Regions from separate parts of the Homo sapiens genome. Here all the other regions are linked to region 3. Evidence: chromatin contacts called from ENCODE Hi-C or POLR2A ChIA-PET data. All regions are on one chromosome and are shown on one strand. The core of a region is the stretch at or near the end of the contact, and the rest is flanking DNA. Distances in the headings are between cores, read along the strand shown. Region 1 has its middle 15 kb from the start of MIR3671. Region 2 holds the start of LINC01359 (long intergenic non-protein coding RNA 1359). Region 3 holds the start of RAVER2 (ribonucleoprotein, PTB binding 2).

Region 1 (4,365 bases), core at 117-2,616, 300 kb after region 3:
AGAAGTCTGAAATTGGGCCTCAAAGGGCTAACATCAAGGTGCTAGCACAGATGCTTTCCTTCTGGAGGCTCTGGAAAGAATCTGTTCCTTGACCTTTCTATCGTCTAGAGGCCACCTGCCTTCTGTGGCTCGAGGCCACTTCACTCCAGCCTGTGCTTCTGTCATCACATCTTCTCCGACTCTCCTGCTTCCCACTTGTAAGAACCCTGTGATTACCCTGACCCACCTGGGTAATCCATAGTAATCTCTCGACCTTACAATCGGGATGAGCAACCTTCATTCCATCTGCAACCAGAATTCCCTCTGGCATTTAACATAACGTGTTCTCAGGTTCCAGGGATCAGAATGTGGACCTTTATTCTACGGACCATTATTCTGTCCACAACAATCTCCCTACTCAGCCCTCACATACACACACATGCCCAGGTCCCCCTGTGCTCTGGATTTCAGGGCCTTCCCCATCCCACTCACCTACCCATAGTGGCGCTCTGGTTTTTCTGTATTCATTCAACAAACATTTATAGAACACCTATTATGTCCTAGGCATTTTGCGAGGGGCAAGGGATACCACGAAAAAAAACATAGTCCTGCTTTGAAGGACCTCACATTTCAGAGGAGCTGACAGAAAAATCATGAAACACAAGAAAACATGGCAAATATTGGGGTGGGGTAAAGGAAGCCCAGGAAGTGAAGTTTTTATATAGGACTTGGGGTCTGGGGAGGGCAGGGATATACAAAGATGTATATCATCGCTCCTGTTGCTATCACAGATCCATCATTTCAATGTAGTGGGTATCATCACGGAAAAAGAGGGCCTGCAATCTGGGCTCAGGATTTCCTGAAATGTCAAGTGCCCAAACTGATGGCAGGCAGAGCTGGACTGCTCAGAGACCACAAAGTGCAGGGACACCAGACCTCCTGAAGGCCTGGCTGTCGCACGGGTCGGAGCAGCCAGCAAGAGCTCCTTATTACCGTGGCGAGGAGACCGCGCCAAGTGGAAAAAGCTATTTACAGTGTTGAAGGGGGAAGGGCTCATCCCAGTGGGTGATTTTCTCATTTCCCCAGGCTGAACCTGACCTAAAACAAACTTTCATTTTCAAAGCTGAAAGGGGAAAACTTGCTACATACACAAAGATGGAGTTTTAGTTCCTCTGCATCTCAAATGTGGAGTCTGAGGAAAGAGCCAGTACCCCGTAAGCACTGGATGTTTTCTGTTTTAGATACTGTATCAGCCCAGGACCCTGGATATGCCTAGCGACCCACCTGTGCTCCAACCTGTGCTCTCTGTGTCGTCTCCTACCTGATGGCCTCTGTGTAACCCTTATCATAGCAAACACAGAAGCGATCATCTGATTCTGTATGTTCCTGTACACAGACATTTCACAGGAACCATGGGGCGCTAGTTTCCAGCTCTGTACTGAACTCTACTGTCTCCTTTCAGAAACACAAGCAAATACTTATACTATATATACATACAGTTGGTCCTCCCATCTGAAGATTCAACCAGCCATGGATCAAAAATATCTGGGCTGGGCACGGTGGCTCACGCCTGTAATCCCAGCACTTTGGGAGGCCAAGGTGGGTGGATCACCTGAGTTCAGGAGTTCTAGACCAGCCTGGCCAACATGGTAAAACCCCGTCTCTAGCAAAAATACAAAAAATTAGCCAGGCATGTTGGCAGATGCCTATAATCGCAGCTACTACTTGGGAGGCTGAGGCAGGAGAATCACTTGAATCCAGGAGGCGGAGGTTGCAGTGAGCAGAGATCTCACCACTGCACTCCAGCCTGGGCAAGAAGAGCAAAACTCTGTCTCAAAACAAAACAAAACAAAACAAAAAAATCTGGAAAAGAAAAACAAAACAAAAAAACCCTCAAAACAGAAAACACTATAAGAATAAAAAATAACGAATTTTAAAGCAGTACAGTATAACAACTATTTACATAGCATTTACATTGTATTAGGTATTAGAGGCAGTCTAGAGATGATTGAAAGTATACGAGAGGATGTGCATGGGGTAAATGCAAATATTATCCCGTTTATTATCAGGAACTTCAGCTTCCATAGATTTTGCTACCTGAGGGAATCCTGAACCAATCTCCCTCAGATACTGAAGGACAACTGTATATACTTTTCATTTTCTTAGTCTTAGTTATGAAAAACCAGGCACTCTTATTTAACACACACACACACACACACACACACACACAAACACACCCCAGAAATTTCTTTTTACAGTTGCTCATACACAAAAAGCATAGAGAAGACTGAATTCATGTTACATCAGGTGACTTGGTGAAATAACTGGTGTTTCATATAGGGCTTTAGAGTTGGCCGAAGGTTGTCCTGGCCACTGAATTTTCTCCTTATAACAACCTTATGGAATAGCTGTCTTTGATGCGGGTCCAGTAAGTACTAGGTACCTGTCAAATCCAGAGTCCTCTTCTGAGAGCACTGACTCAACGGGGACTTTTCATTTTTTACTATGTTTGATAAAATAACTTCTGTTCTTGGTCTACAGAGAACTAAACTGAGGATGAGTTCAACTCTCTGCTTTTCTGCTTTTAGTCCCTATCTGCTAGGTGGTCATCAGCCTCAGCCAGAACACCTCTATCGCATGGGCATCACCTCCAAGGCAAGCTCCGGCTTCAGTTTGTTCTGACTGATGGCCAGAGAGAGAAGTGTAAAGATTCTCCTAGTGCTTCTGCAAGAGAACCACAGAGAGGAAAACACCTTTCAAGGAGTTTGGTGTGGGCCCATTACAGGTTCTCTATGTTGGAAATGACAAACCAACCCAATCAGATCCTTTCTGCAGGACAATATGAATGACAGGTGGTCTCAGAAAAAGTAGATCATGGAATCTAATGTTTTTCACTCAAAACAGTGCATGAGACCTGCTGTTTATCCCAATCGCAGAAATATGAGGACTTGGAGTTACTCTGTGACTAAAGAAGACATGGTATTGCATCTTTGTAATTAGCCTCCATTAATAAGGGGAATATAATATAAAGTCCTAATTTTTATGCCTATTCTAAAGGTGAGGAGATGGAGTCTCAGAGATATGAAGTAATCCACAAGGTCTCCTAGCTAGGAAGTGGCACCTACTTTCAATAACCTTGGTTACAGATTTTCATTAATAATAAAACAAACTCAATAGAAAAACTTTTTTAAATGTATAGACTTCAGATAATAAAAACAAAAACCTATACCACAATTTGGATGAATCTCCAGGGAGTTATTCTACATTGAAAAAAAGCCAATTCCAAAATGTTACATAGCATATGATTATATATATATATAGTTTGTTTTTGTTTTTTGTTTTTGAGACAAAGTCTTGCTCTGTTGCCCAGGCTGGACTGGAGTGGCATAATCTTGGCTCACTGCAACCTCTGCCTCCCAGACTCAAGTGATTCTCCCACCTCAGCCTCCTGAGTAGCTGGGACTACAGGCATGCACCACCACACCTGGCTAATTTTTTTTTTTTTTTTTTTTTTTTTGCTTGTTTGTTTGTTTAGATGGAGTCTCCCTCTGTTGCCCAGGCTGGAGTGCAGTGGCACAATCGCAGCTCACTGCAACCTCCGCCTCCTGGAGTCAACAATTCTCCTGCCTCAGCCTCCCAAGTAGCTGGGATTACAGGGGCCCACCACCACACCTGGCTAATTTTTGTATTTTTAATAAAGATAGGGTTTCACCATGTTGGCCAGGCTGGTCTCGAACTCCTGACCTCAAGTGATCCACCCGCCTTGGCCTCCAAAAGTGCTGGGATTACAGACGTGAGTCACCGCACCTGGCTGAATTTTTGTATTTTTTAAGAGATGAGGTTACACTGTGTTGGCCAGGCTGGTCTCAAACTCCTGACCCCAGGTAATCCACCTGCCTCGGCCTCCCAAAATGCTGGGATTACAGGTGTAAACCACTGTGCCCAGCCCTATTTACGTAACATTTTTGAAAGGACATAATTTTAGAAAGCAAGGATAGACTAGTGGTTGGCAAAGGTTAGAGATATGGATGGGGCTGGGTTTGGAGGCTCAGCAGGCTGGGACCCTGAACTGGTGATGTGGAGATGGTTGTTTCTGCTTTTTGGCAAAGTGCAGAGTGAGCTTTAGGTCAGATGTTTTTCAGTGAGCCCATCACAGGAAATCCTTGGCTTTCAGGACAATTTCTGAGCTTATTGTCTACCTTAGAGAAAGTAAATGAAGTTGCAAGTTTTTCAAATGGGTTAGTGTGACATTAGGATTAATACCTACGTACCTGCCTGTAGAAAAAGAATGCTTATGGCAGCTTGGTGCTGTAGAGAGTCAACGTGACTTTTAAGTGAAGGTGAAGATTGATGACAATCTGCAAACCACTGCACCTGTGTGGTGGA
Region 2 (4,400 bases), core at 1,207-3,706, 260 kb after region 3:
CTCACTCTGTCAACAGGCTGGAGTGCAGTGGCACGATCTTGGGTCACTGCAACCTCTGACTCCCTGGTTCAAGCGATTCTCCTCCCTCAGCCTCCCGAGTAGCTGGGATTACAGGCATGTGTCACCATGCCCAGCTAATTTTGTATTTTTAGTAGAGACGGGTTTTACCATGTTGGGCAGGATGGTCTTGATCTTCTGACCTCATGATCCGCCCGCCTTGGCCATCGTAAGTCTTAAAAGATCATTGTAGGGCAATCCTTATTCCTGAACCCAGCAATACCACTTCCAGAAAATCTACCCATGCAAATAATTGAGAATGTGTTCAGGTATAGTTACAGCCTGGCAAGATGAGTCCTGCCTGTAATCCCAGATACTTGGGAGGCTGAGGTGGGAGGATCACCTGAGTCCAGGAGGTCAAGGCTGCAGTGAGCCATGATTGTGCCACTGCACTACAGCTTGGGTGAGAGAGACCCCATCTCTTAAAAAAAAAAAAAATAACTACAAAGCTGCACACTCCAGTCCTGTTTAAATAGCAATACTTCCGGACACAATTTTTAAGTTATTCAATAGGGCTTTGGTTAAATAAATGTACAATGGAATACGAAGTAGTGATTTAAAAACACGTATGGAAAATATTTTTCCATGATATTTGATTCAAAGGAAAAAGGTGACAAAGCATTGTGTTCGATGTGATTACATATAATGCTATACATCAGATTGTTAACAGTGGTTTTCTGGGTGGTGGGATTTCCATTTATTTTCTGATTCTGGAAAAAATCTGATTTTTCTGCAATGAATAATAATTATTTTTGTGATTTTTAAAAAGGAGGGTTTTTTTTTTGGTGGGGGGGCGGTTGGATTTTTGTTTTGTTTTGTTTTTGAGATGGGGTCTCACTCTGTGGCCCAGGCTGGAGTGCGGTGGCGCCATGGAAGTTTTTGTTTCTAAAGGGTCCTTTCCTTTGGAGCTCCAACTCTACTAAGAGGCCATTCATATTCCCAACATTCCAGGGTGCCCAAAGGAAAGACCTGGCCAGTTATTTCAGCATCAATTCACAAAATGGGGCGTTGGAAGGGGAAAAACAGCTGCTCTAGTTGGGCAGTGATTATTAAACCCCTCCCAAAAATGGAGTGGACAATTTCCAAGATCTCATCATGTTAGAAAACTTTCATTCGCCGATTTCACTTTTCAAGTGAATCCTAAAGCCTGTTTCCTTAATCTTCATAATTTTGGACATTCCACAGCCCGACCCACGCGTTTATCTTTCACTGGGCTGCAGTGATTCCCCTTGTTACCAAAAGGGGCCCAGCCTCCGCCAGCAGAGGCCTCCTGCGGAGCTGGGGGCGGGACCTCTGGGCTGGGTCCCCCTCTCCCTGTGCGCTGGCTGGCGGCGAGTGCAGTGACTGATTTCCTCTGCTCGCCTTCCCGGAGGTCCCCACCCACGCCACTGCCAACGCTCGGAGGAAGTCACGTTCAGGCCCCAGAGCTGGTCTGAATCTTCCAGGAGGAAAAGAGGGGGTGCATGTGTGCGTGTGTGTGTGGTAGTGTGTGTGTTGTATGTCTAAGAGGTAGCAAGTGTGTTTGTGTGCGTGATATGTGTGTTTGAGAGGCAGCAAATGTGTGTGTTGTATGTGTGTTTGAGAGGTAGAAAGTGTGTGTGTGGGGGGGGGGGTATGTGTGCCTGAAAGGCAGCAAGTGTGTGTGCGTGTGGTATGTGTGTTTGAGGGGCAGCAAGTGTTTGAGTGTGAGTGTGTGGTATGTGTGTTTGAGGGGTAGCAGGAACCCTAGCTTGGTGTCTGTCAGTAACTAGATGGTGATGCAGGTAAGTGATTTTCCCGTTGAGTGGATTAAATTCCTAGTCTGTCAGAGAGGGTGTTGACCTAGAATGACTGCGCAGGTCTCCTGTCCAGTGTTAAGGAGCGTGAGTGCCCTGATGTCCCCAGGAGTGCTGCAAAAAGAGCAAAATGGCATATATCAGGCGTCCCCGAGATGCTGGCATCTATGTTAAAACTATCTTATTTCATCTTCCAACTACTCCTTACAATAGGTGCCCTGATCCCAATACAAGATTGAAAACTGAGGCTCAGAGTCTGCGGTATGCTGTCCAATATGTATGTATACACAAACACACACACGTATATACGTATGTTTGTGTGTATATACGTATGTGTATATATGCACATATATGGGTGTGTATGTATATATTTTACAGCCCATTTGGGCAAATGAGTGAGCCCCAGCCAGAAGCAAGCGCCCCCGCTGCCCCTGGGCAGTGGGCTCGGTACCGCCACGCACCCGTCCTATGTGTTACCTGGTCGCTGCTCACTGGAGTGAAAGCCATTTAGTGGCTGATCCAAGGGAAGTATGAGCTAGTGGCATGTCGAGACAAACCTGGATTTGATTCGCAGCTCTGCCTTCTGTTTGACTACAAGCAAGTAACAAGCTTTTGGAGCCTGTTTCCTCACTTCTAAGTGACGCTAATTATAGTATGTACATCACAAGGATAGTGACATAAGTGATGACTGTGACCAAACTTGGATCACCAAGCCTGCACCCAGGGAGCGCTCAGTAACGCAGCGCTGAGGAGTAGGCCACCCCGGAGGGCTCCAGGTTTCAGCGCAGGCTTCCGCGGAGCCAGCTGGATGCGTCACCATCCGAAAGTGCGAGCCTGGCCGGCGGCGGCGGAGGCGGGGGCACCGCGCAGTTGGAAGCCCGGGCGCTCTTACCGAAAGCGCGAGCCCGGACTTCCCCGCCACGATCGATGTGGCCAGTCTGCGCCTGCCGCAGTTCCCGCTCGCACCCCGGCCCCTCGCAGAGTCCCAGGAAAGCGCTGTGGCGGGCGGGCAGTCTCTGCCCCCGGGAGGGGACGCACGCACGCGCTGCTCCTTCCAGGTCCCGGCGGGGAAGCGATGCTTTCTTGGCCCGGGCTTGGGGCCAGCGGGAACCGGGCTGTCCGGCCGCGCCGTCGCGCCTCGCACGGCGTGAGACAACCTAGCTTTTTTTTTTTTTTTTTTTTTAAGAAAAGCATTGGCACCGCAGCAGCCTCCCCCGCTTCTTCCCTACTAGGACGCCCGCCTGACTCGCCCCATTGCACAATTCTTACCGTGGAACAGCCGCGTGACTCGGCGGGAGCCCAAAAGTTTCCCAGGTTTCCTCAGCCTAGAAAAGCGTGGGTGGGTGTCCCGGCCTGGCTCCAGGCGCCCTTTAAGTTGTATTTCTTCGGGTAACTGGGTTGCCCTTTAAAATGTGGAGATTGTCCTTTAGAAAGAAAGAAAATCTCACGAGCTCGCTGGCCCGCCAGGTCTAGGTTGGCGCCGGGTGACTGCAATGAAACGCGTTTCTTTTCCCATGTACATTTTCAGACGGTAAAAGTGTTTCGATTTGTTTGGGGGAGAAGTCAGGCGCTGGTTTTAAAGGAGGAAGGGGAATGATGCTTAAAAGCAGAGACACGATTTGGAGCTCTCCAAGAATCATAGTGTTTATTAACAATGATTGTGCTTAGTAGACACTGAGAAAATATCGAACGAATGAGTATTTGGAGGAGGGATTTAAATGGGTGTCTATAGGCCAACGCTTTCATTCTGCTGATGAGAAAACCTAGAGGTTAAGTGATTTGCCCAAAGTCACCTAGCTAATTAATGTGGAAGGCAGGAATGGAATCTGTCTCGTTTTGACTCCAAATTCTTGTTATGAGATGGGTGCGTTTTCCCCTCTTTATGAAAAAAAAAAATGCCTTCTGTAGTAATCTCTGTAAAGCCTTACTCCACTCCCTCTGTCTACGCATCTAAAGCAAACATACAAAACAAAAAAGAAAACAGCAATCCCCAAATGCAATCCATGCACTCAAATAGGCTAAATTTGGCAATGCCAAAACAATATATTAACAAGGCATTTTAGTTCTTATTCCTATAAATAACACTTTTTTGTTTTGTTTTGTTTTTTGAGACGTATTCTCGCTCTGTCGCCCAGGCTGGAGTGCAGCGGCGCGATCTCAGCTCATGGCAACCTCTGCCTCCTGGGATCAACTGACTCTCCTGCCTCAGCCTCCCGAGTAGCTGGGATTACAAGTGTGCACCACCATGCCTGGCTAATTTTTGTATTTTAGTAGAGACGGGGTTTCACCATGTTGGCCAGGCTGGTTTCAAATTCCTGACCTCAGGTGATCCACCCGCCTCAGCCTCCCAAAGTGCTGGGATTACAGGAATAAGCCAACCTGCCTAGCCAATAGTACTTTCTTATTCACACAAAATATGTGAAGAAAAGGAGGAAGAGGAGGAGGAGGAAAAACAGAATAAGCAAAACAGTGCTTCTCCAAGATGATATGGAAAATACCAAGCTCCCACTAACCTTACTTTTGTAAGTAAGGTGTTTGGTGCTCTGCATAGAAACTGCTGGACTCGTG
Region 3 (4,714 bases), core at 1,031-3,530:
GTCTCTCAGCTCTACAAAATAGGGCCTTATTGGAGTTTAAAATGTATACCTTTTAAAATCAAAGGAATACAATTTAAAAGCAAAATGATACATTAATACTAGAATATCATGGATGCAAGCAGAGAAATAAGTGCTCTTATACAATGCTTGTGATAGGGAAAACTGAGGTAAGTTTGTAAATACATACAAAAAATCCTTAAATATGCTTACTCTAGATGCAGAAATTTTGCTTCTAGTTCTTCACTCTGTGGAAAAGTAATGATCTTCAAATATGTATAGAGGGTTAAACTCAGTGCTGTTTACAATAGATAAAAATAATAGGAAATACTAATGCTAGGAAATAAGTGAATTTTCTAATTCAACAGAATAATATGCAGCCATAAAAACCATGGTATTCAAATACATTGGCATAGAAAGGGATTCAGCAGACATACTGTAAAAAGCAGAAAACAGAGCTGTAAACTACAGAATATCATTCAAAAACATTTTTATGCAGTAATAGTCACGTAATAAAATTAATATTTTAAAAGTGAATAGTTCAGTGACTATTTAGTACATTCATATTATTGGGCTACTGCCCCCTCTGTCTAGTTCCAAAACTAGATTTTCATCATTCCATAAGGATGTTTGCACCCATTACCTTCTCCTCCAGCCCTTGGTAAACACCAATCTGTGTTCCGCTCTATGAATCTACCTATTCTGATATTTTATACGCATGGAATCATACAATATATGACCTTTTGTCTCTGGCTTCTTTCATTTAATGCTTTGGAGGTTCGTCCACCTTGTAGGGGTCCTTAATTCCTTTTTATGGCTAAAAATATTTCTTAGCATATATATATCCCACGCTTTGCCTATCTGTTCATCAATAAATGGACATTTGGGTTGTTTCTATCCTTTGGTTACCAGGAATAGTGGTGGTATAGAAGGGTGTATTGCCGAATATCATTTTAATGATACAAGTATTAGCAGCCATTATTTTTGGGTGGACGGATTACGGGTGAATTATTTTATGTTATTCAGAACACTGGGCTTTGGAATCAATCAGAACAGATCCCATTTCCTCACGTGTAAAGTGAGGAAAACAAAACCTACGTAATTGAATGATCATGAAGAGTAAATAAATATGTATATGTAAAGCATTTAGAAATGCGTGGTTGGGGGGAGCACATGGTAAGGACTGAATTTGTAGTATTTTTAAAAAATCTTTAAAACATTTTGTTTTTCTTTTAATTAGTGTTAAAGTCTTTTTTTTTTTTTTTTTTTTTTTTTTGCTAGTGTACTTGCATGCTACACAATTAAGATGCATGGTCCCCTTCGCTGATGGTCACCTGGGCTAGTGCCAAAGGCTGCTGGATTGTTTGATCTGATGACATCCGTTTGACTAAGTATAGTTCTACACTGTAACTCTCCCTCCAAGTTTCAATTAAAATAATGTTCCAAGCAGCGTATTCTCCAGCCCCTCTGCCACAGCTCCTTTTCCATTCTAGTCTTTGTTTCAGCATCACTTTCCATGTTGCAGACCCAACTACCCAGGTTTTACATTTTAGGAACTGCATGACAGGGACAGAGGGACAGGTGAAGGGCACAGGCTTTCTCATACACAGCTAGCAAAATACATTACGATCAGGTTTTACCAAATACATAACATTTCTCCCACAATGTCCCTCTTTTTACTCCCCAGAAAATCTCATTGTAAACTCAAACTTTGCCAAATATGCTCTTCTTGAACCAACAGAAGGGTTACCATCGGGAGCCAGCCGGGCTGCAGGAGGCGCCCTCCTGCCACCCCTCCAGCCCCATCTCGGGTGTGGGAAGACCGAGTTCGCGCCCGCAGCCCCCGGGCCGCCCCAGCGCGGGAGTTTCGAGGGGAGCCGGGGGAGAGCTGCGGCGTCACATGGGGGGCCAGCCGGGGACAGGCGCCTGGGGCTGAGTCTCCCGGCGAAGCCACCGCGAAGGGGCCGCATCCCCCAGAGAACGACCCTGGGCGTTCGCGAAGGCCTCGCAGAGAGGGGGAGCCCGCCTGCGCGTCCGCGCCCTCACAGGTGTCCGGGTGGCGGCGCCCGGCCCCGCCTGCGGACCCGCGAGAGGCGGGCGCGGGCGCGCCTGTGCGCCGGGGCCGGGGGCCGGCGGGGGAGGTTCCCGCGAGGTGGTTCTCGGGCTCCTCCTCGGCGCCTCAGGTTTCCTCTCCCCGCCAGCAGGCTGCTGGCTGCGGCGCCGCCTCTCTCTACTCCCTCCTCCCACCGCCCCCCTTCCCCGCGGTTGGGCCCACTCTGCGGCCTCTGCCCGCCTCGCCCTCGCCCGGGCCTCCTCCCGCTTTCTCTCTCCGCTTCCCCTGGAGCCTCCGAGGAGTCCGCAGCCGCTGGGCGCCCGGGAAGATGGCGGCGGCGGCGGGAGACGGCGGCGGCGAGGGGGGCGCGGGCCTGGGCAGCGCGGCGGGGCTGGGGCCGGGGCCGGGGCTGCGCGGGCAGGGCCCCTCAGCCGAAGCGCACGAGGGCGCCCCGGACCCGATGCCCGCCGCGCTGCACCCTGAGGAGGTCGCCGCGCGACTGCAGCGGATGCAGCGGGAGCTGAGCAACCGCAGGAAAATCCTGGTGAAAAACCTGCCCCAGGACAGCAACTGCCAGGTACTGGGACGGTGATAGGGGCGACGCGTCCCGAGGGGCGGCGGGGCGGCGCTCCGTGTCCAGGCTGGGATCGGGGGCGCCTCAGAGCGGTCCTGGGGAGTGGGTCGGCGCCGAGTGGTGAGAGCGGCCCCTCGGTTTGACTGAGTTCTTGGGGTTTCTAGCCTGCAGACGCCCTGCCAGGGAGGGGGGCAGATTGGGAAACTGAGGCTCTGAGTGGCGAAGCGGCTTCTCCAAGGTCACGGGAATCAGGGGCTGCTGCCTCCAAGTTCGGCCCGGTCTTTCCTTCCCCTACGGCCGTAGAGGAGTAGGAGGTGAAGGAGAGTGGAGGTGAGTTGTGGAGCACACATTTTGCGGGGGGGAGCGGGGGTAGAGGGGGCCGAAGCTTCGGGAGCACCTTGGCAGGGGCGAGGGCTCCAACGTATAGTCCCCGGTGCTCGGGAGTGCCATAGGGGGCAGGGGCACGAGAGAGCTGGGAGTGAGTTTCGCTGTTGTTGCAGAAGCACTTGCCCAAGTTTCTATGAAACAACTCTGTCTTCTCAGTTTGCTAAGGCCCCAGAATAGAGTTATTGCTGCGCTCCTTGGAGCCTTGCAGCCGCCTCCTGCTACGCCAAGTACAGTACTGGAGGGTTTGTTCTCAGTGACTTGGATGAGGTTTAAAGATAGCTACTCTGTGTATTTAATCCAGATTAACTGTTGCTTTTAAGATTAGAAACTCTGCATCTATTTAACTTTTTTTTTCCCCTGATTTCAAAAGCTGCATGCTCATTGTAGGAGAGCTAGGAAAGACAGAGAAGCACAAAGGGGACACAGAAATTACCCATATTTCTGATACCTGAAGATAACCATTGTTATCCTGGGATGTTGTTCTTTTCTCTTTTCCTATGCATATATATTTTTGTTTTATCAAAAGCTTGAAATCATTTCTTTGATTCTTCAGGATTTCTTAGCTGTCTGGATGTTCACACATGTTTCACATATAACCTGAATTTATATACTGCTCCGAGTGTGGTGGGCTGTCCTGGTAGTTGCGGATTTGTAGTTCCTCCTGTAACCGGATGCATGAAATTGCAAGAGGGCTGGCTATTGACAATTGCATGGCAGTTCTTCCATGTGACTTATAAAATAATGAGACCAATGCCCCATTACTATGTAATGAGACCTTACATAGCCATTCACAATAAATATGAACATATAACCTTATAACCCGTAGGCATGGGGGGCTATTTTGTTTCAAAATGCAGTGTCTGTCAGTATTGTTTATCTCATCTGTCTTTCAACTCTTTCCATTCCGCCATGGTCCACTTCCCATCTGTCAGGTAATGTTTTGTGATACTACCTGTTAAGGACACCTGCAATGGACTGATTTCTTGGAAGCAGCCTCCCCTGCCCATACAAATAGAGGACTGTAAGGGAGCTCAGGAAGGAGGAGGCTTGGAAGAAGCAGATGGCATTTTTTAAAAAAACAAATTTAAAAAATAGCAGCTCTTTGTATAGACAGTCTAGGAGGAGAGAAATAGAGAAGTATCTCAATGTCTTTGTAGAATGTCAGCTGTTTTTGTTATCACAATTCCTTGCATTAATTCTAAATATATTTAGACCCCAAATTGAAGACGTTCTGTCTATTCTTGCTTTGCTGTTGGTATCTTTCTCATTTCCCTTCGCAATAGACATGAAAAATATATCAAAGGGTCTAATAAAAGGAGCAGTTTTAATTAGTGATAGAAGCTTTCTCAGAATTACACTGGGATTTGTATTTTTGAGATTTCATCTACTTAAACTAATATTTTCATATGTTCTGCATGAATTTTTTTGTATTTTTTGTTTTAACAATTTCCCTTAATTATAATGTCTGCTTTTTCTTAGTGACTATATTTTACTGTCAACTTACTGATGAAAGTTTCACTTTATTTTATTTTGTGTCTTTTTGCTAGTAAGGCCTACATAAAATCACCTGTGCTAAAACTACATATTTACCCTTATGAAATGGTTAATATGGCTTTTGTTCAATTATTAAGTAATCAGATATTTTTGAAATACTAAGTTCTTGTTCTTTTCCAGAAGAGACTGTGTTTATTCATTCATTTCTT

What was found. A loop is a pair of places that touch in the nucleus more often than their neighbours do. ChIA-PET counts read pairs that join two places held with the same protein, here RNA polymerase II (POLR2A). Pooled maps may share reads with other maps.
Region 1: a loop to region 3 is called in a map of naive thymus-derived CD4-positive, alpha-beta T cell, with 14 times the contacts of the local background. The contact joins the enhancer-like site here to the promoter of RAVER2 in region 3. A Hi-C loop is called at or near these places in 3 of 168 maps with a recorded cell type or tissue (K562 and naive thymus-derived CD4-positive, alpha-beta T cell), 9 of 37 single-sample maps with no recorded cell type and 10 of 50 pooled maps. POLR2A ChIA-PET finds 5 or more read pairs at or near these places in 1 of 52 experiments (CD8-positive, alpha-beta memory T cell).
Region 2: a loop to region 3 is called in a map of mammary epithelial cell, with 2.5 times the contacts of the local background. The contact joins the promoter of LINC01359 here to the promoter of RAVER2 in region 3. A Hi-C loop is called at or near these places in 1 of 168 maps with a recorded cell type or tissue (mammary epithelial cell) and 9 of 50 pooled maps. POLR2A ChIA-PET finds 5 or more read pairs at or near these places in 3 of 52 experiments (CD8-positive, alpha-beta memory T cell, HEK293T and activated CD8-positive, alpha-beta memory T cell).

What each region holds. Positions count from the first base shown.
Region 1 is chr1:65,040,230-65,044,594 of GRCh38, forward strand. It overlaps a transcript of JAK1 not described here. Among named protein-coding and RNA genes, the nearest start is that of MIR3671, 15 kb to the right of the region's middle. Within about 2 kb of position 1,367, at least 9 of the 41 ENCODE cell types and tissues checked have a DNase peak (open chromatin) inside an H3K27ac peak, as active enhancers do.
Region 2 is chr1:65,000,020-65,004,419 of GRCh38, forward strand. It overlaps LINC01359 (long intergenic non-protein coding RNA 1359), which reads right to left and starts at 2,457. Exons shown (of 7, transcript NR_119383.1): 1 at 2,310-2,457. It also overlaps a transcript of JAK1 not described here. RefSeq lists an enhancer at 2,473-2,552 and a silencer at 2,683-2,822.
Region 3 is chr1:64,742,795-64,747,508 of GRCh38, forward strand. It overlaps RAVER2 (ribonucleoprotein, PTB binding 2), which reads left to right and starts at 2,281. Exons shown (of 12, transcript NM_001366165.2): 1 at 2,281-2,627. The coding sequence starts at 2,379. RefSeq lists silencers at 1,935-2,034, 2,055-2,254.